Regions from separate parts of the Homo sapiens genome. Here regions 1 and 3 are each linked to region 2. Evidence: read pairs that join two places in POLR2A ChIA-PET (ENCODE). Cell type or tissue: CD4-positive, alpha-beta T cell. All regions are shown on one strand.

The links. ChIA-PET counts read pairs that join two places held together with the same protein. Peaks named below come from ENCODE experiments on the same cell type or tissue, not always from the same donor. Only the 100,000 strongest peaks of a DNase experiment are listed, where the experiment ranks them.
Region 1: POLR2A ChIA-PET joins it to region 2 with 17 read pairs; 15 of 35 experiments call an interaction of 5 or more read pairs at or near these places.
Region 3: POLR2A ChIA-PET joins it to region 2 with 11 read pairs; 14 of 35 experiments call an interaction of 5 or more read pairs at or near these places.

What each region holds. Positions count from the first base shown.
Region 1 is chr1:36,302,041-36,310,040 of GRCh38, forward strand. THRAP3 (thyroid hormone receptor associated protein 3) reads left to right here. Exons shown (of 12, transcript NM_005119.4): 12 at 1,756-3,317. The coding sequence ends at 1,977. SH3D21 (SH3 domain containing 21) reads left to right here and starts at 4,328. Exons shown (of 16, transcript NM_001162530.2): 1 at 4,328-4,384; 2 at 4,558-4,715; 3 at 4,802-4,865; 4 at 5,127-5,245; 5 at 5,477-5,567; 6 at 5,730-5,785; 7 at 5,878-5,923; 8 at 6,069-6,169; 9 at 6,349-6,435; 10 at 7,508-7,550. The coding sequence starts at 4,381. RefSeq lists silencers at 4,369-4,418, 4,639-5,078 and enhancers at 4,576-5,376, 5,179-5,228. In CD4-positive, alpha-beta T cell, a CTCF peak has its summit at 4,413; DNase peaks (open chromatin) are centred at 2,651, 4,331, 4,991 and 5,651; H3K4me3 peaks cover 1,742 bases; H3K27ac peaks cover 932 bases.
Region 2 is chr1:36,362,553-36,370,552 of GRCh38, forward strand. All of the region lies in intron 1 of STK40 (serine/threonine kinase 40), which reads right to left. Among named protein-coding and RNA genes, the nearest start is that of STK40, 19 kb to the right of the region's middle. RefSeq lists enhancers at 6,542-7,210, 7,211-7,878. In CD4-positive, alpha-beta T cell, CTCF peaks have their summits at 6,620 (motif pointing left) and 6,822; DNase peaks (open chromatin) are centred at 3,939, 4,699 and 6,629; H3K4me3 peaks cover 285 bases; H3K27ac peaks cover 3,357 bases.
Region 3 is chr1:36,417,556-36,425,555 of GRCh38, forward strand. OSCP1 (organic solute carrier partner 1) reads right to left here. Exons shown (of 10, transcript NM_145047.5): 5 at 5,808-5,911; 6 at 5,213-5,341; 7 at 4,595-4,664; 8 at 2,921-3,060; 9 at 1,436-1,499; 10 at 351-700. The coding sequence ends at 584. It overlaps SNORA63C (small nucleolar RNA, H/ACA box 63C), which reads right to left and starts at 1,023; the gene lies at 893-1,023. RefSeq lists an enhancer at 3,683-4,182. In CD4-positive, alpha-beta T cell, CTCF peaks have their summits at 3,437 (motif pointing left) and 3,645; a DNase peak (open chromatin) is centred at 3,426; H3K4me3 peaks cover 543 bases; H3K27ac peaks cover 1,019 bases.

The DNA of each region.
Region 1 (8,000 bases), 61 kb before region 2:
GTCCCTCTCTGCCACTCCTTCATGCAAGAATGACAAGAAAGACCGCTCAGGATCTCTTTGAGGAAAGGGATGTCTCTCCAAAATGAAATGCCAGTGGGGCTTCTCTCATCTAGGCTGTTGATCATTCCTGTGCACTCTGGGCCTCCCTCAGATTAATACTTTTATAGGCTGAAGTACCTGGCCTTGAGTGAGCTCTCTTGGCCTTGATCTGTAACAGCAGACTAAGATCCAAGCTGGTGTGAGTGTTATAACTAAGGTAAAGGAGCAGCTGAATCTCCATCACTTGCCAAAATGGCTGGAATGGATCTGTATTGTCAGTTGGACAGCTAGGAAACAGGTTGTGTGTGGATGGCTATGCGTGGCCACCATCCCTTTTCTAGGGTTGCTGCTGCTGGAAGCTGCTTTGAGGCTACTAGAGGACCTTTGAACTTATCTCTAGGGAATTGTAGTTGGCTGGGCCCGGGTTAGGTGCTGGAGTGGGACTGCTGTAGGGAAAAGATTAAAGGCCCTCTCCCTTGCTCCTATCTGCCACCTGAGAGAGTATTGCCAGCCTGATTCGTTTAGTGTGAACAAGCAGCCATGGTCAGAAGAAGCTGACACCTGCTGAGCTGAGCTCCAACAGCCTAAGACCCTAGCTTTTGTGGGGGGGTGGTTTAGACTCTGAAGTCATGGGGCTGATAAGGTAATGACTGCTGGTTTTCAAAATGCTTTCTCCTTCATTGTTTGATTGGATCCCTCCTTCTGTCTCATGAGATTGTCAGAGCAAGGATTGTTTGAAATGTAGGTTAATCCTTTCCTTGAACTAAGTGAAAAAGAAAAAATGAAATGTAGGTTAAGTGTTTTTCCTACCCCGTCACACTGCCTCCTTGCATAAAACAGGGGAGATACAAAATGAGAGTGTGGAGGTGGAGGATCAGGAAAGCCCCAGCCCCAACATTGGATTCTGAGCATTTGGAGTGCAGTGGTATGATCTTGGCTCACTGCAGCCTCTGCCTCCTGGATTCAAGCAGTTCTCCTGCGTCAGCTTCCTGAGTAGCTGGGACTACAGGCGCACACCCCCATGCCTGGCTAATTTTTTTTTTTTTTTTTTTTTTTGTATTTTAGTAGAGACGGGGTTTTCACCGTATAGCCCAGGCTGGTCTCGAAATTCTGAGCTCAGACAATCTGCCTGCCTCGGCCTCCCAAAGTGCTAGGATTACAGGCATGAGCCACTGCACCCAGCCGCATTGCCTCCTTTCTTAGCTGCCTAACAACCCAGTTCACATGGAGTTGCACGTTTTGGTGTGATTGGCTTTCTCAAACCCACCCTTTGAGAGAGGATATACTAAATCATATGGAGTTGCTTAAAGTTCCTAAGCTTTAAGCACGTTTGCAGAGTGGGAGGTGATAATGATAGGGTAGATAGGAGAATTAAATGAGATAGTACATAAATGTCTTACTTCAGTGCTCAGTGACGTTTTTATTTTCTTTAAACTATTAAGGGTTCTTGCTCAGTGAATCATCATCATTGTCAATCATCGTTACAATGCCCAAGCTGTTACCTTAAAATTCCTAAATCACCCAACTGATATTCTCATGGATCTGAACCACTGGCATTTTTGGAGTGGGGGACAGGGAGAAGTGCAGAAAAGGATCAAAAGGCTGGGTTAGGGCACAGGTTCTTTTGGGAAAGGCACATTTGGGTGCGTGCAGAGAAGAGAGCTCTGGCCACATCTTGTTCACTCTGGCACTGATGGCAATTTTCTTTCCCCTCAGCATGATGACCGTGAAGGCGAAGGCAGTGACAAGTGGGTGAGCCGGGGCCGGGGCCGAGGAGCCTTTCCTCGGGGTCGGGGCCGGTTCATGTTCCGGAAATCAAGTACCAGCCCCAAGTGGGCCCATGACAAGTTCAGTGGGGAGGAAGGGGAGATTGAAGACGACGAGAGTGGGACAGAGAACCGAGAAGAGAAGGACAATATACAGCCCACAACCGAGTAGGGGCCACCCTTGACGGGATTCCTGCCCAGGGGAGAGAGGCGCTGGGAAGATGGCTGGTGAGGAGCTTAACAGAGGAACCTCAAGAAGATTCTGAAAATCCTACCCCCACCCCCCACCAGCCGCACAGATTGTACTACCGCGAGAGGCATCCCTGGCGCTGTCTCCCACTGGACAGAGGAGGCTGGCCATGGGGCCCAGGGGTCAGGCCCAGCTTTTGAGCAGAATACAACGCATTGGGCTTTAGCTGTTTTTCTCATTTGTTGGTGTGTGGGGTGGGGGCAGGGGTAGGGCGGGAGAGCGATGCTTGGATTTTTGTTTCCTATTAGAAACCAACAGTTTTGTTCTAATTTCATTTCATTTGGAGCTAAGATGACTAATTTGATGATTTTCGATCTCTTTTCCCCTGTCCTGATTTTAAAAGCCCCCTCCTTTTTTTTTTTTTTTTTCTTTTTTTAGGCATATGTAGTAATATTAGAAACATTTAATTTGGGAAACTTTGATTCTTGAAAGAGAAAACAAAAGCATGTGAATAAACTTTGAAGTGTTCACCTCAGTTTGGGACCAAACTGCTTGGATCTTTGTAAAAACCGGTTTTGTATGTCAAGGAGGAGTTTAAGGCCTTTCCGACCACCTTGTGTTCCCCTTTTCTGCGCAGCCATGTATCACGTGGAGTTGCTCCTTACCACACCTCACGTGCCCCTGAGCCCTATTTCCTGATTTCTTCTGGGCTGGACTTCCCCGTTCTCCACCAGCAGCTCCAGTATCCCAAACTTTCTAGTCCTGCTGATCCTCCCAGCAACGGGGTGGAAACTGGAGGGCAGTGTCTGGTCTGTTTTCTAAGAAACTTATGAATTCTATTATCTTTACAAATATGAGAAAATTTTTTCAATATTTTTTATTAATCTTTTTATAAAATGAAAAGAAACTCCTATGATCGATTAAGGAAGGTGGTTATGGCTGGGTGGTTCAGGGGTTTTTTTGGGTTTCTTTTTTTTTTTCTTTGTCTTTTTAACCTTAAGCTGTTTAAGTTGAAGCATTCTCAGATGTTTGGGGGGAAACATCCTCTTAAAATGGGTCCTTGTGCTTGCCTTCTGGGGAGGCGGTCCTGAGCAGGTGAATCATAAGGCATTTATGCATATGTTATATGCGGACTGCACCCACCTCTCCCCCCCAGCCTTTGCCTCTTGCGTTGTTGTGCTGCTTTCCCCTTACTTTGCTACATTTCTATAGTTAAGTTGGTTTTACTTGAATGATTCATGTTTAGGGGGAAAATGAAAATCTCCCTTAAAATTTGTTTCAACTCCTCCTGCAAATAAAATAAATGAAGTGGCAGATGTAAACGGGTTCTGTTCATTGTCATCCTGAGTGTGTGTGTGTGTTGAGGGTGGTAGATAACTTCCCACGGCAGTTTCAGAAAACCTGAAAGACAAAGGGCCTGTGGGGCCTTGCGCAGGCTGCTGGAGTCCCAGACAGACACAGTCCTTCCTGGGAGGAGCATTGTGTACCTTGGACACCCCAGGAGAAACAGATTTTTTCCACTGGTGTCATAGGCAAGGACTTTGGCTTCCTTCATCATGGTGGTGGGGCAGGGATCAAGGGATGTGGTTAGTAGGCTCAGCCTTCTACCTGAAAGAGCCTATCCCACATGGACTGGCCATAGGGTGGGCCCTAACCTTCAGACTCCTGCCGGCTGGGGACTCAACTGTGAGCAGAAATCTTGGAAGCTGGTAAAATTCATTCTCCCGGCCTAACTCCCAGGGAAAACCTGGAGGTGTTTTCTGAAACCAAACTAGACCTCTGGCCCCAAAGCAGGGGTCTTTGCTGTGTCCTTCCTATATGGGGGTAGAGAGTGGGTACGGGGCCAGAGAGGAGTACGCCTTGAAGGAAAGCAGACTGGAAGTGTCCACTCAAAGCTATTGCTGGTACAAGGGCAGCCACTTCATTCACTCAAGGCCGGTTTAGAGCGGTTGCTACTTGCTGGGGGGCCCCACCCTGGTATGTGCCTCTCCCCACCTTTTCCCCTCAAGCCAAAAGCTTGTGAGCTGGGGAAGGGTGGGCCTGGAAAGGCTCTGTGCAAATTGTAGCTGGGAGCCTCCGGGCAAAAGCTGAGGGAAAGGGAGAGGCGGCTGGCCTAAAATTTAGGTGGGCGGAAGAACCTGTGACGGAGCTGTGACCGCTGCACAGGCCAGAGACCCTGGAGTCCTCCTCACCCCGGGGTTGGGGGCCGGACCTGCTGAGCCGGGCCGCCCCCTCTCCACACCCACTCCCAGCACCTGGCCCGACCTATCGGCTGGCGGCTACGCCTCCTTTACCCTACTGTCTTGCCTCAGGTCGCACCCTGCGCGGGCCCAGTACTCGGCCGTCAGAGGGAGCTGCCAGGCTCTGGAGGGCGCCCCGGAAACCATGGGTAAGTGCGGAGGCTTTGAGGTGGCCTCTCTCTGCAACCGTGGACATAGCAAGAGCCCACACCACCCCCCGACCCCCGCTGCCCTCTACGGTGCTTGGGGACACGCCCGCCCTAGCCAGGCTGCCCGGCTGGGCCTTTCTGAGCCGCACGCCGGCCCCGTCTTCCGCCCGCAGAAGTCCTCGTCCTGGCCGGATACCGCGCGCAGAAGGAGGACGAGCTGAGTCTGGCGCCCGGGGACGTGGTCCGGCAGGTGCGCTGGGTGCCCGCGCGGGGCTGGCTTCGCGGAGAGTTTGGGGGCCGCTATGGCCTCTTCCCCGAGCGCCTGGTGCAGGTGAGGCCGAGCCAGGGGCGGGCTGTGGGGTCTCAGCGCGCGCCCCCCGGGAGCTGAGAGCGCCTTCCCCGTGCCCTGATTCCCAGGAGATCCCAGAGACCCTGCGGGGCTCCGGAGAGGCGCGGAGGCCGCGCTGTGCGCGCCGCCGAGGTGAGCGCAAGGGCGGGGACGGGCGCCGGTGGGCGGGTGCACGGAGCCAGTGCGACCCCGGCGTCTCCGGCTCTTAGTGACGGGCGCGGCTCTGGGCGGGACCTCGGGGCCGCCCTGCGGTCTGTGATTGGTTCTCGAGTGCAATGCTCCGCCCTGGGGCGGGGCTGGAGGGACCAAAGGCTACGTGCGCGCCTTGCGCTTCCCCCAGCTCCTCTGACTGGGGCGTCCGACTGGAGCTCAGCCGCGCTTGTCCGGTGCTAGGTCATCCTGCCAAACACCCGAGGCCCCAAAGATGGTGCAAAGTGAACTTCAGCTACAGCCCAGAGCAGGCGGACGAGCTGAAGCTGCAAGCTGGGGAGATCGTGGAAATGATAAAGGAGGTGAGGGGTGAGGTGATGGGACCGTTTGGGGGAGGATGATGGAACGCGCCTCCCTAGTGAGCGGGGTGGGAAGTGAGGGTGTGGACGGTGGGAATGGCGACGGTGCAGATACGGGGAAGCGCGGGAGGGAAGGAGGGAGGAAGGGGCGCTTGGGCAGAACCAAGGGTGGCAGATTATCCTAGGGACTCTTGGGGCAGAACCAGACGCCTCTGCGTCCTCCCCTCTCCCCAGATTGAGGACGGCTGGTGGCTGGGGAAGAAGAACGGGCAGCTGGGAGCCTTCCCATCCAACTTTGTGGAATTGCTGGACAGTGGGCCCCCAAGTGAGACCTCGACTCTGTGACCCTGTGACTCGCAATCTCCAATGACCCTCCCAGTGGCATGAGCCTGTGATTCACATATCCTGACCCTGTGACCCCTCTGACCCTCTCCCATGACCTAACCTGTGAATTAGCACCCTCCCTAACCTCACTGTCCCCCACTAGGCCTTGGTAACCCAGACATGCCTTCAGTCAGCCCTGGTCCCCAGCGGCCTCCCAAGGTAAGTTGGCTCAGAGTAGGCACAGAGGTGGTGAGTTCCTCTTGGGGTGGTTGGAGGCTCATCTAGTTCCTCCCTGCCCCTTCCCCCACTAGCTGAGCAGCCTGGCCTATGACAGCCCTCCAGACTACCTGCAGACAGGTGAGCACCCATCCAAAGGGTCCCCCACTCCCTCAGCCACTCCCAAGGTTGTGACTTGGTGGGCCAGCTAGGCTGATGGAGGTGGGGGCTGCTGATGGATGGGGGAGGCTTGGCTTCAGAGGACAGTGGACTGACCTCTTCCCAGTCTCCCACCCTGAGGTCTACAGGGTCCTGTTTGACTACCAGCCTGAGGCCCCAGACGAGTTGGCGCTGCGGAGGGGGGACGTGGTAAAAGTACTCAGCAAGGTGTGAGACGAACAGGGTGGGGGGGCCCAGGGAAGCCGGTGTTGAGAAAGGGTAGACCTGCACATGTACCCCCTGAATCTAAAATAAACGTTGAAATTATATCCATAAGAAGGAGTGGGACCCCGGAAAGGACCTTGGGGGACCTGGCTCACCTCCCCACTGGCGTGTTTCTTTTCCAGACCACAGAGGATAAGGGCTGGTGGGAAGGAGAGTGTCAAGGACGAAGAGGAGTTTTTCCAGACAACTTTGTACTCCCACCACCCCCAGTGAGTACAGAGCCAAGACACTCAGGTGGCAGGGGCAGGCTATTTTGGACAAAGGTGGGGATCATGGGCACTCTCCGGACCTAGCTGGAGGGTCACTAAATGAGGGTGGACCTAGACATGTGGGGGCTCCTTTTGGATTCTAATACCGGTTGAGTATCGCTTATCCAAAAGGCTTGGGACCAGAAGTGTTTCGGATTTGGGAATTTTTGCATATACATGAGATAGCTGCCGGGTACGGTGGCTCACGCCTGTAATCCCAGCACTTTTGGGAGGCCGAGGCGGGTGGATCACAAAGTCAGGAGTTCAAGACTAGCCTGGCCAACATGGTGAAACCCCATCTTTACTAAAAATACAAAAATTAGCTGGGCGTGGTGGCATGCATGTGTAATCCCAGCTACTCAGGAGGCGGAGGTTGCAGTGAGCCGAGATTGTGCCATTGCACTCCAGCCTAGGCAACAAGAGCAAGACTCTATCTCAAAAAGAAAAAAAAAAAAAGATAGCTTGGGAATGGGACCCCAACCTAAACACGAAATTCATTTATGTTTCATATACACCTTAAGCCATAGCCTGAAGGTGATTTTGTGCAGTAGTTTTAATAATTTTGTGCATGAAACAAATTTTGACTGAGACCTGTCACATGAGTTAGGTCAGGTGTGGAATTTTCCACTTAAGGCGTTATGTTGGTACTCAGAAAGTTTCAGATTTTGGAGCATTTTAGATTTTTTTTTTTTTTTTCTTGAAGACAGAGTCTCGCTCTATTGCACAGACTAGAGTGCAGCGGCAGGATCGCCACTCACTGCAACCTCCCCCTCTCAGGTTCAAGCGACTCTCCTGCCTCAGCCTCCAGAGTAGCTGGGATTACACGTGCATGCCACCACATCCAGCTAATTTTTGTATTTTTAGTAGAGACGGGATTTTGCCATGTTGGCCAAGCTGGTCTCGAACTTCTGTCCTCAAGTGATCCACTCCCAAAGTGCTGGGATTATAGGTGTGAGCCACCACGCCTGGCCTGCATTTTGGATTTCTGATTTTTAGATTAAGGATGCTCAACCTTTACTTCTTTTCGGCATAGATCAAGAAGCTGGTCCCACGGAAAGTGGTATCTCGGGAATCAGGTGAGTGCCCGGGGAGCCTGGGATTGGGGGGTGTTCTCTGGGAGACCCACCAGTCCAGTTGCTTATAAACACCCACAGCACCCCAGTGGTCCAGTATGCCCCTATAGGAGCCCCCTCACCTGTGGGTCAAAAGCTGGGTAGGAATGTACGTGAATCAATGTGTGGGTCAGTTTGTGTGTGTGTTAATATGTCAGTGTTGCTCTGTGTGTCTTGAGAATGTGGCTATTGGTGGGTATAGATTTGTTTCATTTTGTAAGGAAACATATGAATATGTCTGTTCATATATAAGACTGTGTATGTTCATGTGTCTTATGTGTCAGTGAATAGCTCTCTGTGTGTCTGTGGGATGTCTTTTTATTTATCTTTTTTTATTTATTTTTTTGAGACGGAGTCTCACTCTGTCGCCCAGACTGGAGTGCAGTGGCTCAATCTCGGCTCACTGCAAGCTCC
Region 2 (8,000 bases):
ACCCACCTTAGGAGTGTAGCCTTTACCCTTCCATAATGGACTCAAAAACACAGAACTCCAGCCTGTTCCTGTATTTTTCTTCATATAAAAGTAACTGATGTTCTCTGCAGAAACATTAGAAAATACGCATGTGCAAAAATAAGAAAATAAGGTACCCATGACCTTACCTCCCAGATATAACTGCTGTTAACATTCAAGCATGTTTTTCCTGTGTGTGACTGTGTGTATGCTTATATAAAGTTTTATTATTACAAACATGTGGACCACACTGTAATGCTATTTTATGTTTCCTTTTTTCCCACCTAAAATACATTAAGGGAGGTCTGGCGCATTGACTCCATGCTTTTAATCCCAACACTTAGGGAGGCCGAGGTGGGTGGATCACCTGAAGTCAGGAGTTCAAGGCCAGCCTGGCCAACATGGTGAAACCCCGTCTCTACTAAAAATACAGAAATTAGCTGGTCCTGGTGGTGCACACCTGTAATCCCACCTACTTGGTGGCTGAGGCACGAGAATCGCTTGAACCCAGGACACGGAGTCTACAGTGAGCTGAGATCACGCCACTGCACTTCAGCCTGGGCAACAGAGTAAGACTCTGTCTCAAAAAAAAAATTAGCTGGGCATGATGGTGGGCGCCTGTCTCGGGAGGCTGAGGCAGGAAAATCGCTTGAACTGGGGAGGCGGAGGTTGCATGAGCTGAGATGGCGCCATTGTACTCCAGCCTAGGGGACACAGCAAGACTCCATCTTAAAACAAACAAAAACCATTAAGGATAAATTGTATAGTATGTGAAATACATCTCAATAAAGCTGTAAAAAACAAAACAAAAACCCATTAACATCCCTGCATCACAATATTCTTTTGCAACATCACTTGAGATAGCTACACAGGCTCCTTGGTACAAATATACAGTGATTTCTCTGACCATTCCCTATTTATGGACATCTAGGTTCTTTCCATTTAAAAAGAATTAGCCGGGCGCAGTGGCTCACGCCTGTAATACCAGCACTTTGGGAGGCCGAAGCGGGCGGATCACCAGGTCAGGAGAGCGAGACCATCCTGGCTAACACTGTGAAACCCCGTCTCTACTAAAAATACAAAAAAAAAAAAAAATTAGCTGAGCATGGTGGCGGGCCCCTGTAGTCCCAGCTACTTGGAAGGCTGAGGCAGGAGAATAGTGTGAACCTGGGAGGCGGAGCTTGCAGTGAGCCCAGATCACACCACTGCACTCCAGCCTGGGTGACAGAGTGAGACTCTGTCTCAAAAAAAAAAAAAAAAAGAATTAATAGTCACGCACATACAAGTATACATCTTGTCAGCCAAGCGCGGTGGCTCACACCTGTAATCCCAGCACTTTGGGAGGCCAAGGAGGGAAGATCACGAGGTCAGGAGATCGAGACCATCCTGGTTAACACGGTGAAACCCTGTCTCTACTAAAAATACAAAAAATTAGCCGGGTGTGGTGGTGGGCACCTGTAGTCCCAGCTACTCGGGAGGCTGAGGCAGGAGAATAGTGTGAACCCAGGAGGCGGAGCTTGCAGTGAGCTGAGATCGCACCACTGTACTCCAGCCTGGGTGACAGAGCAAGACTCCGTCTCAAAAGAAAAAACAACAACAACAACAAAAATATACATCTTGTCATACTTATCTGTCTCCCTCTGGATAAATTCCAAGAAGCAGAATTGCAGAGTCAAGTGGGGCACATTTAAAAAAAATCCCCATTAGGCTAATACAAGGGGGACATGTTTTTAAGGTATTTGACAGATGCTGCCAGGCTGCTTCCAGGATGGCTGTGCCAATTTACAGTCCAGTGAGTTCCAGAACTTACACCAGGACTGAGTTATTTCCTTACTCTTATAAATGGCTAATTGGGTGGCCAACAAAAAGCATAGCATTTTAAAATCCGTAATTCTTTCATTATTTCTGAGGTTGAATTTGTTTCATATGCTTACTGGCTGTGTCTATTATTTCTTTTATGAATTTCCTTTATATTCTTTTTCTATTTTTTACTGCTATGTATTAGTGTTACTGATTTTTAGAAACTCTTTCTATGTAAGGATGTAACTGACATATAGCTTTTTCATCTTTTTTTTTTAATTAAAAAAATAAAAAGAAATGGTTAAGGGCTGGGTGCGGTGGCTCATGCCTGTAATCCCAGCACTTTGGGAGGCTGAGGCGGGAGGATTGCTTGAGCCCAGGAGTTCGAGACCAGCCTGGGCAACGTTGCGAGACCCATCTCAATAAAATTAATATAACATTTACATTTTTTAAATTAAAATTAAAAATAAGGTTGACTTTTTATGTAGTTAAATATTTCTGTCTTTTCCTTTAGTTTGTTTTTGCTGATACTCCTGGAAGCCGTCTCCTACTCTGAGGACAGGTGTGTCTTCACCAGTAAGGTGAAATCCTCACATGCTATTGTTTTGGTCCTTATTCTTTTTTTTTTTTTTTTTTTTGAGACGGAGTCTCGCTCTTGTTGCCCAGGCTGGAGTGCAATGGCATGATCTTGGCTCACCGCAACCTCCGCCTCCCAGGTTCAAGTGATTCTCCTGCTCAGCCTCCCAAGTAGCTGGGATTACAGGCATGTGCCACCACACCCACCTAATTTTGTATTTTTAGTAGAGATGGGGTTCTTCCATGTTGGTCAGGCTGGTCTCGAACTCCCGACCTCAGGCGATACGCCCGCCTCGGCCTCCCAAAGTGTTGGGATTACAGGCATGAGCACCGCGCCCGGCCTGTTTTGGCCCTTATTCTAAACCCTAGGAGACTGACTATATGTGGTGCACCAGAAAGTAAGAGGGATGATCCATTGCACTGCAGGTCTAATCTACCAGGCTCCCAATTTGTTTTCAGAGCTGTGCCACTGGGGAGCACAGCCATGACTTAATTTTGAGAATAACTAGGATTGTGTAACTCACTGAGCCCCAACAGTCCCCAGATGGAGCAGAAGCCACAGTTAGGCTTGGCTGGGCCTTCTGCCAAAGAGGCTCATGCTGGAAGCAGATTCAGTGTCATTCACATAAAAGCAGAGAAGGGTAAAACTGCTTCTAGAAATATCTTTAAAAGCTGGGCAGTAATGTGTCTGGCACTGTGTTCCTGCTCTTTGCTTGCCTAACTCCTACGCATCCTTCTCAATCTAAGTATCACTTCCTCAGAGAAGTCTTCCTTGATAACCTCATGACCAGTGGGTCCCAGTTAGTCTCACTCATGGTGGTCTGTAATTTTCCTCCATAGTACTTTCCAGATTTTGTAACTATGTATTTATTTGTGTTTATATGCTTAATGTCTGCCCCCCTCCACCAGAAAAATTCCACCACAACTAAAAATTTCACAAGGAAAAACAAATGTATAAACATATATATAAAACCACTGCAGCCCACTGCCAGGCCCAGCAGATACTCCATGAGTGAACGGATACCTTCCCTCCAGCTGGTGACAGTCATTGCCAGGGTCGGCGGCCCTGGGCCTGTCCTGCGCTGCCCACTGCCTCCAATAGTAAGTTGGTATCACCACCCTTCTGATCCTGTTCTCTGTCTTCCCGGGAGCAGTAAGCCACCTCTTTCTTTCCCAGGTCCCTGGAGACCACCATGGAGGCGCGTAACATCTGTGTAGACGCTGCCTACGCGCCTACGCACAGGCATGGTCTAGACAACAGTTTGCAGGGAGCAGCTGCAGCACAGACAATCAGTGGGCTCAGCCTGACCCGCCCCTCCCCCATCTCAGGATTCGACTCAAGCAAATGGCGTGGGAACTGCTCCAAGACACAGGCCGACAGAAGGATGGCAACAGACGCGCAGGGAGATGAAAAAGATGCTTGTGGGGGAAGAGGGAGCAAGGCTGCCTCCCTTCCTGCCACCCCTTCATGCTACCCAGAGTTGACTGAAGCAAAGGAAGCGTCATGAAGAGGCAGGCCCAGAAAACCGGAAGCTGCTGCAGGCTTACTAGTAGGGTGAGCAAAGACACAGCTCCCAGGGACAGACCCCCCTTTCCCTGCCCCATCCTCCAATCATCTGGCTGTGCGTCCCTCCAGAGACACGCCTGCAAGTGGTCCACAAACACTCCTCTAGAGGGCCTGCTCAGAGGGATCCCGGCTTCACAGTGAGATCTGTGATGATGCCCCAGCTACTCTGGTCTCAGGAAGACTGGGAGCCCAGGTCCCCCCAGACACCTGGTCCTCAGGCTGGGGTGCATGGTCCACTACTCGGTGCCCCAGGAACTCAACAGTCCTTGCTTAGCAGTCTCCGGAGCTTTGAATCTGTTAACTCTTCTACATTCTTCTTCTTCTTTTTTTTTTTTTTTTGAGACAGAGTCTTGCTCTGTTGCCCAGGCTGGAGTGCAATGGCGCAATCTCTGCTCACTGCAACCTCTGCCTCCCGGGCTCAAGTGATTCTTCTGCTTCAGCCTCCCAAGTACCTGAGATTACAGGCATCTACCACCACACCCAGCTAATTTTTTTTTTTTTTTTTTGTATTTTTAGTAGAGACAGGGTTTCACCATGTTGGCCAGGCTGGTCTTGAACTCCTGACCTTAGGTAATCCGCCTGCCTTGGCCTCCCAAAGTGCTGGGATTACAGACATGAGCCACCACACCTGGCCAACTCTTCTACATTCTATCCTCACAAGTCAGCACCAGTCCCCTTAGAACCTGAACTCAACAGGAAGCTCAGAGAGGCAACAATGAGGGTGAGGGGAGGAGGCCAGGAAAGAGCAAGAGAGCCCAGCTGGCACTCCGCCGTCCGCAGGCTGTAGCTGTGCCTGATTCTGAAAGCAGGGGGTTCCATTGCTTTGCCAAGCCTGGGGAGCAACTGTGGGCCTCAGTGTGAGAGGGCCTCACCTGTGGGACAGCTCCCACTGCGTGGCCTGAGTAGGGGGTACCTGATCTTACTCTGTCAATTTGGGGCTAAAGTCATCTCACCCTAAAGCTACCAGGCAACGTGAGCCCAGATCTCCCAGCAAGGCAGTGAAAGCCAAGCCATCAGAGCCACATAAGGGTTCCAAGGCTGAAGATGCCCGGAGTCCAGTGGTATAGTGTGACCAGGTCCAGGAAAGCTGGCAGGGATAGCTCTACCCCATGGTTCCACCTGGTAGACACACCAATCTCCATAGGGATGAGGGGTACAAAGATGGCACTGAGCAGATGAAACGCCACCACTGATCTCCCCAGCTCAGTCTGTCCTCATGTCTACCCAACTACAAAGGAGCTGAAGCCTGGCCAAGGCATGGAGGGTCCCCCACTCTACACTGAGAAGCATCCCCACAGGCAGCCACATAGGAGCGCACACATGCTGGCAATTACCTACTTGACATACAGTAAGGGACTGTCCAGGATGAAGAGTCCGCCAGCCTCCCTGAATGGGTCTGTGGTCATGCTCCAGTTGGAGGTGAAGTGTGGGTGGTGGGGAGGAGTCTGGAATTCAGACCTGGTGCCTCCAGCTTAAGATCTCTTGGAGCAGGATTGCGGGAGGAGAGCAGAGCACATATATTGTGCTGTAAAACTTTTACTGCCGAAGGACATAGCTTCTGGGTGTGTGCACTGGTCAAAACAATTGAACAGCACAGTTAAAAGACATGTGAAATCACTGTGTGTAAATATACCTATATTTTTTAAAAGGCAAGCTGCAATCTTAACCAACTGGTCAAAGTTACTATCACCAATAACAGAACAAACTGGCATCACACACCTCCTAACATGATGCCCTTAATAAACATGTACTACTCATGCTATATATATATTTTTTTTCGAGACAGGGTCTTGCTCTGTCACCCAGACTGGAGTGCAGCTTCCACCTGCCAGGCCCAAGTGATTCTCCCACCTCAGCCTCCTGGGTAGCTGAGACTACTGGCACACATTACCATACCTGGCTAATTTTTAAAATGTTTTGTAGAGAGGAGGTCTTGCTATGTTGCATAGGCTGGTCTCGAACTCCTGGGCTAAAGTGATCCTTCCACCTTGGCCTCCCAAAGTGCTAGGATTACAGGCGTGAGCCACCACCCCCAATCTACTCATGCTATTTTTTTTTCCAAAAATGTATAATTTGAATCTAATCATGAAACAAACCCAAATTGAAGGACATTCACAATAGGCCTGTATGTTTCAAAAACATCCATGTCAGACAGTTAAAGAAAAGCTGAAGAATGATTCTAGATTAAAGGAGACTAAAGACATACAACAAAGAAATACAATGGGTGATCTGGGAGAAAAAAGGTATAAAAGACATGATTGGACAACTGGTAAAATCTGAATATAGACTGTTTATTAGATAATAGTATTGTATCAGTTAAATTTCCTGAACTTGCAAATTGCATTGTGGTTCTACAGGAGAATGCCCTTGTTCTTAGGTGATACATACTCAAGTGTTTTGGGGTGAAGGGTCATGAAGTCTGTAACTTACTCTCAGGTCCCCCGAGGCAGAGGAGAAAATCCAGCCTGCTCGAATAGCTCCCAAGACCTGATTCACAGGTTCAGAGGGACCTGTGGCTTGTGGGTACACAGCCCACAGTGGCAGAACTTGCAGTCTCATATATGTTGGGCAGAGCCAGCCTGGCATGAACAGGAATTCAGTCTTTTATGGCCCCCTCTCTTCAACACTGTGCTATTATCAAAGAATTGGTTGGGGGGGCGGGGCCTCCATGCAATCTCCAGGCCTGCCACCTGGTGGTGTCTTTCTGTAGTGCAGCTTCACAGGGTTTTTCTGCACCAGGTGCAGGATGGTGGGGCCCTGCTCTCCTCAGGCTGATCAGGAAGGATGCACTCCATGGGAAGAGCTCACCTCAGCCACCTGTGTAAGTGGGGCTGGGCAATCAGATCCCAGGAGGCTGCCGTCTCTCTGCCTGCTGTGGAGGTCCTCCAAGGGCTCCATGCTCTTCAGGAAGAACCCCAATTCCTCAGTGAGCCTAAGCAGACCTAGAATACTTCTCCAGCCTCACTGCCTTTATATGCACCCTAAATCCAGCCACACCAAATGACACAATCCCGAGTATGCCATGAACACCCCTGCCCCGCCCAACTCTCCCTGGTTGGCACATCCTTCTCCCTTGGTCCTCACTGAAATGTCACCTGCTGCAGAAAGTCTTCACAGAAGGCCTCCTGCCAAAGCTGGCTGCTCCTCCTCCAACCCCCAGAGCACCTGAGTACACCTCCGTCCCCTCCCACTGTGCTGCAACCATTGGTTTATCTGTCTGACTCCCCCATCTCAGGCTGTGGGCTCCCTTGAGGGAGCAACTCCAATCCACCGCTGCCTCCCTGCACCCAGCCCACTGCCTGGCGCAAAGCTGGAAGAGAACACAGTGTGGGGCTGTTTGCTGGGCATCTATAAGGCACCATGGTCCCTGCTGGGGCAGGAGACAGAGGCAGTTGAATAAAGAGGTACAAGGTGTGATTCACAGGAAAACTCTGTCCAAGGAGGGGCCAGTGGCTGGAGTGGGACCCTGAAGAAAGTACAGATGGTCAGACTAGCCAGTATCTGCCAAGTCATGGCTGGAGACAGGGTGCCACAGCTGTAGGTAACTGGGGCTGCACTGGATAGTCTGTCCAGGAAAAGTCCCATGTCAGAAATGCATGAGGCAGAATGGGGACTAGGCTGGCTGATTACCGGGGGTTTTGCTTAGACAGCATTTGCTGCTGGAGAGCAACCCCTACTGAAGAATTAAAACTGTTCATAACATGCCTGCAGCTGTGCAGAAGCCCTCACTGATGAAGGGATGGACCAGGCCCTGTGCGGGAGAATCCCCCAAATCCAGCCAAACGATCTGCTTTCCTGCGGCAAGATGTGGGGAGTGTGTGAGTGGCAGCCTGGCCTGTCCCTTCACACTGGTGACAGGTCCTCCAGGCCACTCCAGGTTTGTGGTGTGAAAGTCCTTCTGCTGGTCAGAAAAATTCCAACCACTTGCGCTTCTCTGAAAAGAGAACTTCTGGCCTAACCATGCATTTATCTGACTACACCTGGGGTGAAATGACAACACTCTAGGTGAGTGATGTGAAATCTGAATGCGCGATGCAAC
Region 3 (8,000 bases), 55 kb after region 2:
CCTGCCTGGGGCCAGCTGAGTGTTCCCTGTCACGGCCTTGCTTACTCTTCCTCTGAGGTTACAGTTCCTAGTGAGCCATGGAGAAGAGGGTCTTTTACACTGAGCCCTCACTGTTTATGGCAACTGCCTCGAACAGTCATTGATTTCAAGCTTGCCTACAGGCAGAATGTATCCCAGAAAGCCAAGGATTTTGTTAATGTTTACAGGCCTTTGTAGATCCCCACAGGAAAGCTGAAATAGTAATCCTGAAAATGACAGTAGGGGTGACCCCTTACCCACTCTGGGGCTCAAACCTATGGCTCAGGAGGCTTTTGGTGGCTGCCACAGAATTAAGAATAAAATGGGAAAGGTCAAGTTTAAAAGTCAGAATATATTTCACTGAAAATATGTGTATGTGTGTGCCTTCAAGAGTGAGTGCTCCTCAAGGGAGACTCACACAGTTCCTTACAACATAAATAAGAAATAGACGTAATGGCTTCACTCAGTAGAAAACTAGCAGCATCATTCTGGGCCATGGGGCATTCCCCAGGGGTCACCATCCAGCAGCCTCTCCCTGGGGGCAGAGGACGCCTGGTCAGAACAGCTATAACTCATCCATCATGGCGAGCAAATCGTCCCCTTTGCTGGTGCTCAGCCTTGGCTGCTCCGTGATCTCAAACTCCCCCATGATTCGAGCCAGCTCCTCGCTCCGTTGCTGGTCCTATGAGGGAAATGAGAGGTAAAAGGGCATGAAGAGGCTGTGCTGGCAGGCCGCCTCTTTGTGCACTAGGCACTTAGTTTTTTGTCCCATGACTGATATGTTTCAGTTGCGCACCTGTTTGTCAGAAAAGGGATTGTAGTTACAGGCTGATCAGAGAGAAGAAGAGGGTCTATATATTTTTTTTCTTAATCAACATGTATGTGACCAAGCATCCCTGGCTGCTACAGAATAGCAGATGGGTATAGTTAAGAAACAACTTTAATTTGAGCAGGGGGAATGACAATACAGCACTTAACAGCTATATTGTAGTCTGAATCCTGCTTGAAAAAGAGGGTCTCTGAAGTTCAACGTTATATAAGATGAGGAAAGGAGGAAGGGAGGCTGGGTACGGTGGCTCACCTTTGTAATCCCAGCACTTTGGGAGGCCAAGGCGGGTGGATCACTTGAGGTCAGGAGTTTAAGACCAGCCTGGCCAACTTGGTGAAATCCCACCTCTACTAAAAATACAAAAAAAAAAAAAAAATTAGCTGGGCATATTGGCGGGCACCTGTAATCCCAACTACTCGGCAGGCTGAGGCATGAGAATTGCTTAAACCTGGGAGGTGGAAGTTGCGGTAAGCTGAGATCAAGCCACTGCACTTCACCTGGGTGACAGAGCGAGACCCTGTCTCAAGAAAAAAAAAAAAAGATGAGGAAGCGAATACGATTGGACCCTGTGTTATCCCCTGTACGTACCTGGGTGGCTTGTATGTTGATAACTTCATAGGATAACTCTTCTGGCCTGGTTAGCGCTGCTTGTCTGGATGAGATGGTAAAGAAAATGGGTGCAACATTAGGGTTCTTTCCCTGCCAGCATGGCAAACTGGCTCTTGATCAGTTGGCAACCTATTTTTTCTGCCTCATCTGCCATTTCTCTTAAACTTTCTACCCCATCTCCCACCAATGTACCCTACGACCTAGAAAGTCAAGTTCTTTTATCTCTCTGTGACTTTGCACATTATAAGCCCTGCCAAGAATGTTTCTTCCCTTCCTCTGCTTGGCAAACTCCAAGACCTAGATCAAATGCCAGCTCCTTCAATCTGCCAGTGCAAAGTCAGTCACTGTCCTCAATTAGCGCATTCATGACACAGCACTGAAATAACTTATATCTGTACACGTTCACTCTCCCACTAAGCTGAGAGCTTCCTGAGGACAGGCTCTAGGTCTTACATCTTTGCATTCCCAGGACTTTACATAGTACCTGTCACACAGAATTAAACAAAAGAAGTTATTAATAGTTCAATGAAAGGTGACACTCACGCCAAATACTTGGTTTTGAGGAGGATCACATGAGATAATGCATGCAAAAGTGCTCTGTAAACTGTAAAGCACTATAAATCACCGTGGGTGATTTACTATTGCTGTTGGTTTTGGGTTATACTGTCTAATACAGGGAAATCAAGCTCCAACCTCACTCTGGTTTCTTAACACACTGTCTTAATCTGGTCATCCTGGCTTCTAACACTGCTTATTCAGCTGTTCTCTGATAAGTAAAACATTATAACTCTTTTTTTGTTTTGTTTATTATCATTTTTTAGAGACAGGGTGTTGCTCTCTCTCCTAGGCTGGAATGCAGTGGCATGATCACAGCTTGCTTAACCTTAAATTCCTGGGCTCAGACGATCCTTCTGCCTCAACCTCGTGGGTAGCTGGGACTACAGGTGCGCACCATCACACCGTCTCTTTTTTTTTTTTTTTTGAGACAGAGTCTTGCTGTGTCTCCCAGACTGGAGTGCAATGGTGCAGTCTTGGCTCACTGCAACCTCTGCCTCCCGGGTTCAAGTGATTTTCCTGCCTCAGCCTCCCGAGTAGCTGGGACTACAGGTGCGTGCCACCACACCCAGCTAATTTTTTTTTTTTTTTTGTAGAGACGGGGTTTCACCATGTTAGCCAGGATGGCCTCGACCTCCTGACCTTGTGATCCGCCTGCCTTGGCCTCCCAAAGTGCTGGGACTACGGGCGTGAGCCACTGCACCCGGCCCCATCTCTTTTTTTGAATGACTCTGGAAGATTCAGGCCATTTCATCCTGGTGGGCTATTTAGATTATTAAATTTGTTGGTATTTTATTTGTGATATTTACACAAATATTTATAAGTGCCACTGGTTTGTAATAGTCATTTTGTGTTCTTGTCATGCTTGGGATTTTTATATGTCTTTAACGAAACAGGTTTAAAACATACTCCTCTTCTTCATCGGTGGTAAAGAGATTCAACCGGAATCCGGGCTCAGGGCCACTGGGTTTCTTAATCTCCATCCCTCCCATCAGCCTGGCCAAGAAATTCAGCTCTTCTTTAGCAAGAGGGTTTGGAGCAATGCTTTCCTGCAGAAACAGTTGCATGATTTTTAGCCACATGAAGGCAATCACATTTCCTGCTAAAACCTCAGAGACACAGGTAGGTATTATAAAATAAGGTAGAACAATTGCTATTTAAATTATTTCTGGGTCCAAATAAAGTGTAGAAAGCAGCCTTAACCAAAAGAAAAACAATCACGTCAGTAGCAGAGGGAATGTAGCAACTTTGCAAACCAGAGATTTTCATACTTTCCGCAAGAGTGGAAGCCCCAGGGATCCACGTTTCTCCTCTCACTACCTTCCTCCTTGAAGAAGTGTATGGCTTCCTTTCCTGTCAATCGGTTTCCCTCAGCATTTACAAGTCGCCTCAGTCCAGTCTCCTTCCAGAGGCGCTGCCACACTGCCCTCAGGTGGTGACGGCCGGGAACACACCCTCGAGTCCATTCCCTCCTCTCACAGTCCTCATCCTGCCTCATCCTGTACCCCTCTTCCTTGTAGCCTGGCCTCCCCTGTTCTGCCTCTCCCCTCACTCCACCACCAGTTACCTAAATGCAGTTTTTGTCTCATTTCTCCCTGGCTTGAAACAAAGCCCTCTGCCTCCTGTCGAAAGAACAAAGCCCAAATTGTTTACCACCCTTCCTGGTCAGGCCCCAGGGTCCTGTCCAGGCGAGTCTCTGCCAGCAAGCCTCCATGATACTGTGATCCGTTACGTAAGCCTCGTGGGAGACACCGCCATCCTCCTCCCGGGAACACTCTTGCCCCTCTGTCACCTTGGTCCGTGTGCCCATTTCTCCCTCTCTGCTGTTTCATAGTTTACCTACTCTAGAGCCCCACTTCAATATCCCCGCCTCTGAAATGCCTTCTTGATCCCTGTGATCCCTGTCCACTGGACAGACATGAATTCCTCTGGCACAGCACTTTGTGCAGGATCCCCAGCCAGCCCTTCCTCCACCTCATTTGAGTTGTTTCTTTCACCGTCTTTCCCAGGGTACCACAGGCCCCTTCAAGATGGGACCACATCTACGTCAGCTTCGTGTCCCTGGGTCCCCAGCCCATAGAAGCAGTTTAATAAATGTTTGCTGAATAATTTAATATTCTGTGATCTCTCCTACAGCTAGCTGGGAGCTAGTTCAGCGAAAACTTCTAAGGATGGAATTCAGAGAAACTAAAACCCCCCACTCTGACTTAGCTACCACGGTGCTATAGAGGGAAACATTAAAAAGAAATGTTTTAATGATCAGAATACACACGAGTGCTGATGTCAGCAATCACGGACCTAATGGCACTGGTACTACGCTACTGCATATGTCCTGGTGTGTGGTTCCTCTTAATTATGGTGGCCGAGCCAAGCCTAAAATTACCTAATTAGTGAGATCACTGGAAGTCTCCATGAAAAGCTACAATTAAAACCTGTGTACTCGTAAGGTGGAATGGAGAAGATTGCACACAACAGGGGAAATGTTGGCTAGATCCGAAATCTAAAGCGTTCTCACCTCTCTTTATGTAGACTTCCGTATCTAGAGAGAAGCTGTGAGGGTAGGCAAGGAAGGCAGAAGCTCACCTGGGTCCATGAGGCTAAGTTCTTTGATGATCCAGACACATGAGTTTCCACAGGCTGATTCACGCTGTACCTGGTGTGTCAACAGAAAATGGTGACATTATCCAGCCCCTTTCCACGGACTTCTCTCTAACTCGTAAGCATAGTTTGTAGCTTTTATTCTGAGACATTAAATAGCATCCAGAAAGGTGCTGTGGGTACAGAATGCAACTGAGTGTGTGTTAACCATTCACATTTCACTTCTTCCTAAAGAAAAACACCTGGGGAGGCTGGGTGGCAATGCCTCCTCTTGTGAAGAGTAACACGCATCACTGAAAATATATGCAGCTTTACAGAACGGATAAGTCTTTCTGGATTTCCACTGCAACACAGATTTTGGCTAGTTCTCTTGCATGGCTATTGAACATCATGTATCTTTTCATTCTGTTGAGTTGCCTTATGTTTGGCGTTCCTGGGTGCCCTTTGAAATGTCAGGCCTCTGTATGCAGTGTACCTAAGGGGAAATTACTCCTATTGTCGGCAGGGATTTTCATAGCAGAAGTCTGGCTGTTTCTCTTTTTTTTTTTTTAAATGAAGTGACCTCCCTTGGACTTGAATTCACTCAGAGAAGAATTTGCTTACATGTTAGTTCCCAGTTTCAGGACTCGGTCTCCATAAAGTTCAAAAGAACCTTCTTTGGGTGCAGGGACATAGTTTCCACCATGCTTGAATTCTATCCTCTTCACTTCTTCACCTTTGTTGTTGAACATTCTACAATACAAAGTATGACATGATGGAATGTTCTCCAAGCTTAGGTAGTCCTGGAGGCTTCTTTATTCTTTGTACTACAGAACAAAAAAGGAATACATGCTCTCCTTCAAGATAAAGGTGCTGGTTGTAATAATAATAATAATAATACAATAATAATATTTATTGAGCATATGTATGTGCCAATTGCTTTGTAAGCACGTTAGAGCACTATTATCTTATTCATCCACACAGTAACCATTTAACAGATGAGGAAATTAGTCCTGGGGAACTGGGTAACTTGCCTCAAGTCCCTCTACTAAGTGACAAGGTGGGGATTAGAACCTGACTTTTTCAATAGCTGTTTTACTGAAGAAAGAGAAGGGCTGGGCAGACTGTGAGTGGCTTGGCAGTGCGGCATTCCGTGTGCGGCCCATGTGCTGATTTCCTAGCACCCCAAACATAGCTCTGATCATTGTTGGGAATTCACCTGATGAGTCCTGGAACTTCAGTTCCCCAAGGAACAGGCCCGGACACCGGCAACACAAAGCGACCGTTATTATTCTGAACTTTGTCCTTTAGAAACATGGATACCTGGAAAAAAATACATTTATTGTCATTTTTCTTGGTATATTTTCATAGACATCAATATTCTGAGGGTGGAAAGTGCGTAATGGTTTGGGAACATGACCTATGAGTTTATAACAATAAGAAGGGAGAGGCTGGGCGCAGTGGATCATGCCTGTAATCCCAGCACTTTGAGAGGCTGAGGCAGGCGGATCATGAGGTCAGGAGATAGAGACTATCCTGGCTAACACGGTGAAACCCTGTCTCTACTAAAAATACAAAAAATTAGCCGGGCGTGGTGGTGGGCACCTGCAGTCTCAGCTACTCAGGAGGCTGAGGCAGGAGAATTGCTTGAACCTGGAAGGCAGAGGTTGCAGTGAGCCAAGATCGTGCCATTGCACTCCAGCCTGGGCGACAGAGTAAGACTTCATCTCAAAAAAATAAAAAAATAAAAAAAAGAAGGGAGAAAAAATTACACTTGCAGAGTTAACTGTATTTTAACAAACAGAACTATTTTTTTTTTTGAGATAGGGACTCACTTTGTCACCCAGGCTGGAGTGCAGTGGCACGATCTTGCCTCACTGCCACCTCAGCCCCGCCAGCTCACGCGATTCTCCCGTCATAGCCCCCAAGTAGCTGGGACCACAGGTGTGAGCCACTGTGCCCAGCTAATTTTTATATTTTTTTGTAGAGATGGGTTTTCGCCATGTTGGCCAGGCTCAAAATCCTAAGCCCAAGTGATCTGCCTGCCTCGGCCTCCCAAAGTGCTGGGATTACAGGCGTGAGCCACCGTGCTCGGCTACAAACAGAACTACTTTTGAGCAGCGCAGCAAACCTTCCAGGTGAGTCCTATTACCCCCATTTTAAAGACGAGAAAGCTAAAGTAGAGAGTGAAGTGACTTGCCCAAAGAGAGCTAAGAGGCAGGGCCAGGATTCAAAACCAAAGGTGACTCCAAATTCCACCCGTATGCCTTGGTTCCCTGCCTACTTTCCATGCAGCTGCAGGCCTTGAGCTGTAAGAACCTCATATGGCCACTTTCTACATGAGGCAGCTCAGAGGTTAAGATGCCTCCTCAAGGTCAGCCAGCTGGTAAGGGGCAGAGCTGAGGATTCAAACTCCTGTGATTCTGACTTTGGAGCCCGAACCTTATCCACATGCTGGACTAGAAAGAAGGATGGGGCTGGGGCAGGGGGATCCAGCTGACATTTAAGTTTGAGGATCTTTTAGGTGACTGAAAACACATTACACTTATTCCTTCTCCTGGGTTCGTGTACTCTGTATAGAGGTTTCGGTCACTCACAGATTAAATCTCATAAAGATAGTAGCAGTTAATCAGTTTTACTGGGTCTTGGCTTCCTTATCTGTAAAATAAGAGATGAGCTTGAAGATCTTTTCAACTCTAATATTCTATAAGGTTATATTAGTAATATAATCAAGAATAAGTATCTTAGGCTGGGTGTGGTGGCTTACGCCTGTAATCCTAGCACTTTAGGAGGCTGAGGCGGGTGGATCACCTGAGGTCAGGAGTTCGAGACCAGCCTGGCCAACATGGTGAAACCCTGTGTTTAATAAAAATAAAAAAATTACCAGGGTGTGGTGGCTCATGCCTGTAATCCCAGCTACTCACAAGGACAAGGCACGAGAATCGCTTGAACCCCAGAGGTGGAGGTTGCAGTGAGCCGAGATCATGCCACTGCACTCCAGCCTGGGCAACAGAGCAAGACTCTGTCTCAAAAAAAAAAAAAAAAATGGAAAGAATAAGCATTTGTTGTGTGCAAGGCAGTGAAAATGCAAAGCGATAAGAATGTGTGAGCTGGCAGCTTGGCATACTGATGTTAGACTCTGAAGGCTTAAATACTGGACGGGCCACTTCTGGGTTTTTGGGAAATTACACAACCTTTCTGTGCATCAGTTTTCCCTTTGGTAACCTGGGGGTAATAATAGTAATAATAATAGATAACTCGGTGGGTTACTGTGACAACTAAATCAGACAGTGTATAAAAAGTAAAGCCGGCTGGGTACAGTGGCTCACGCCAGTAATCCCAGCACTTTGGGAGGCTGAGGCGGGAGGATCATGAGGTCAGGAGTTCAAGACCAGCCTGGCCAACATGGTGA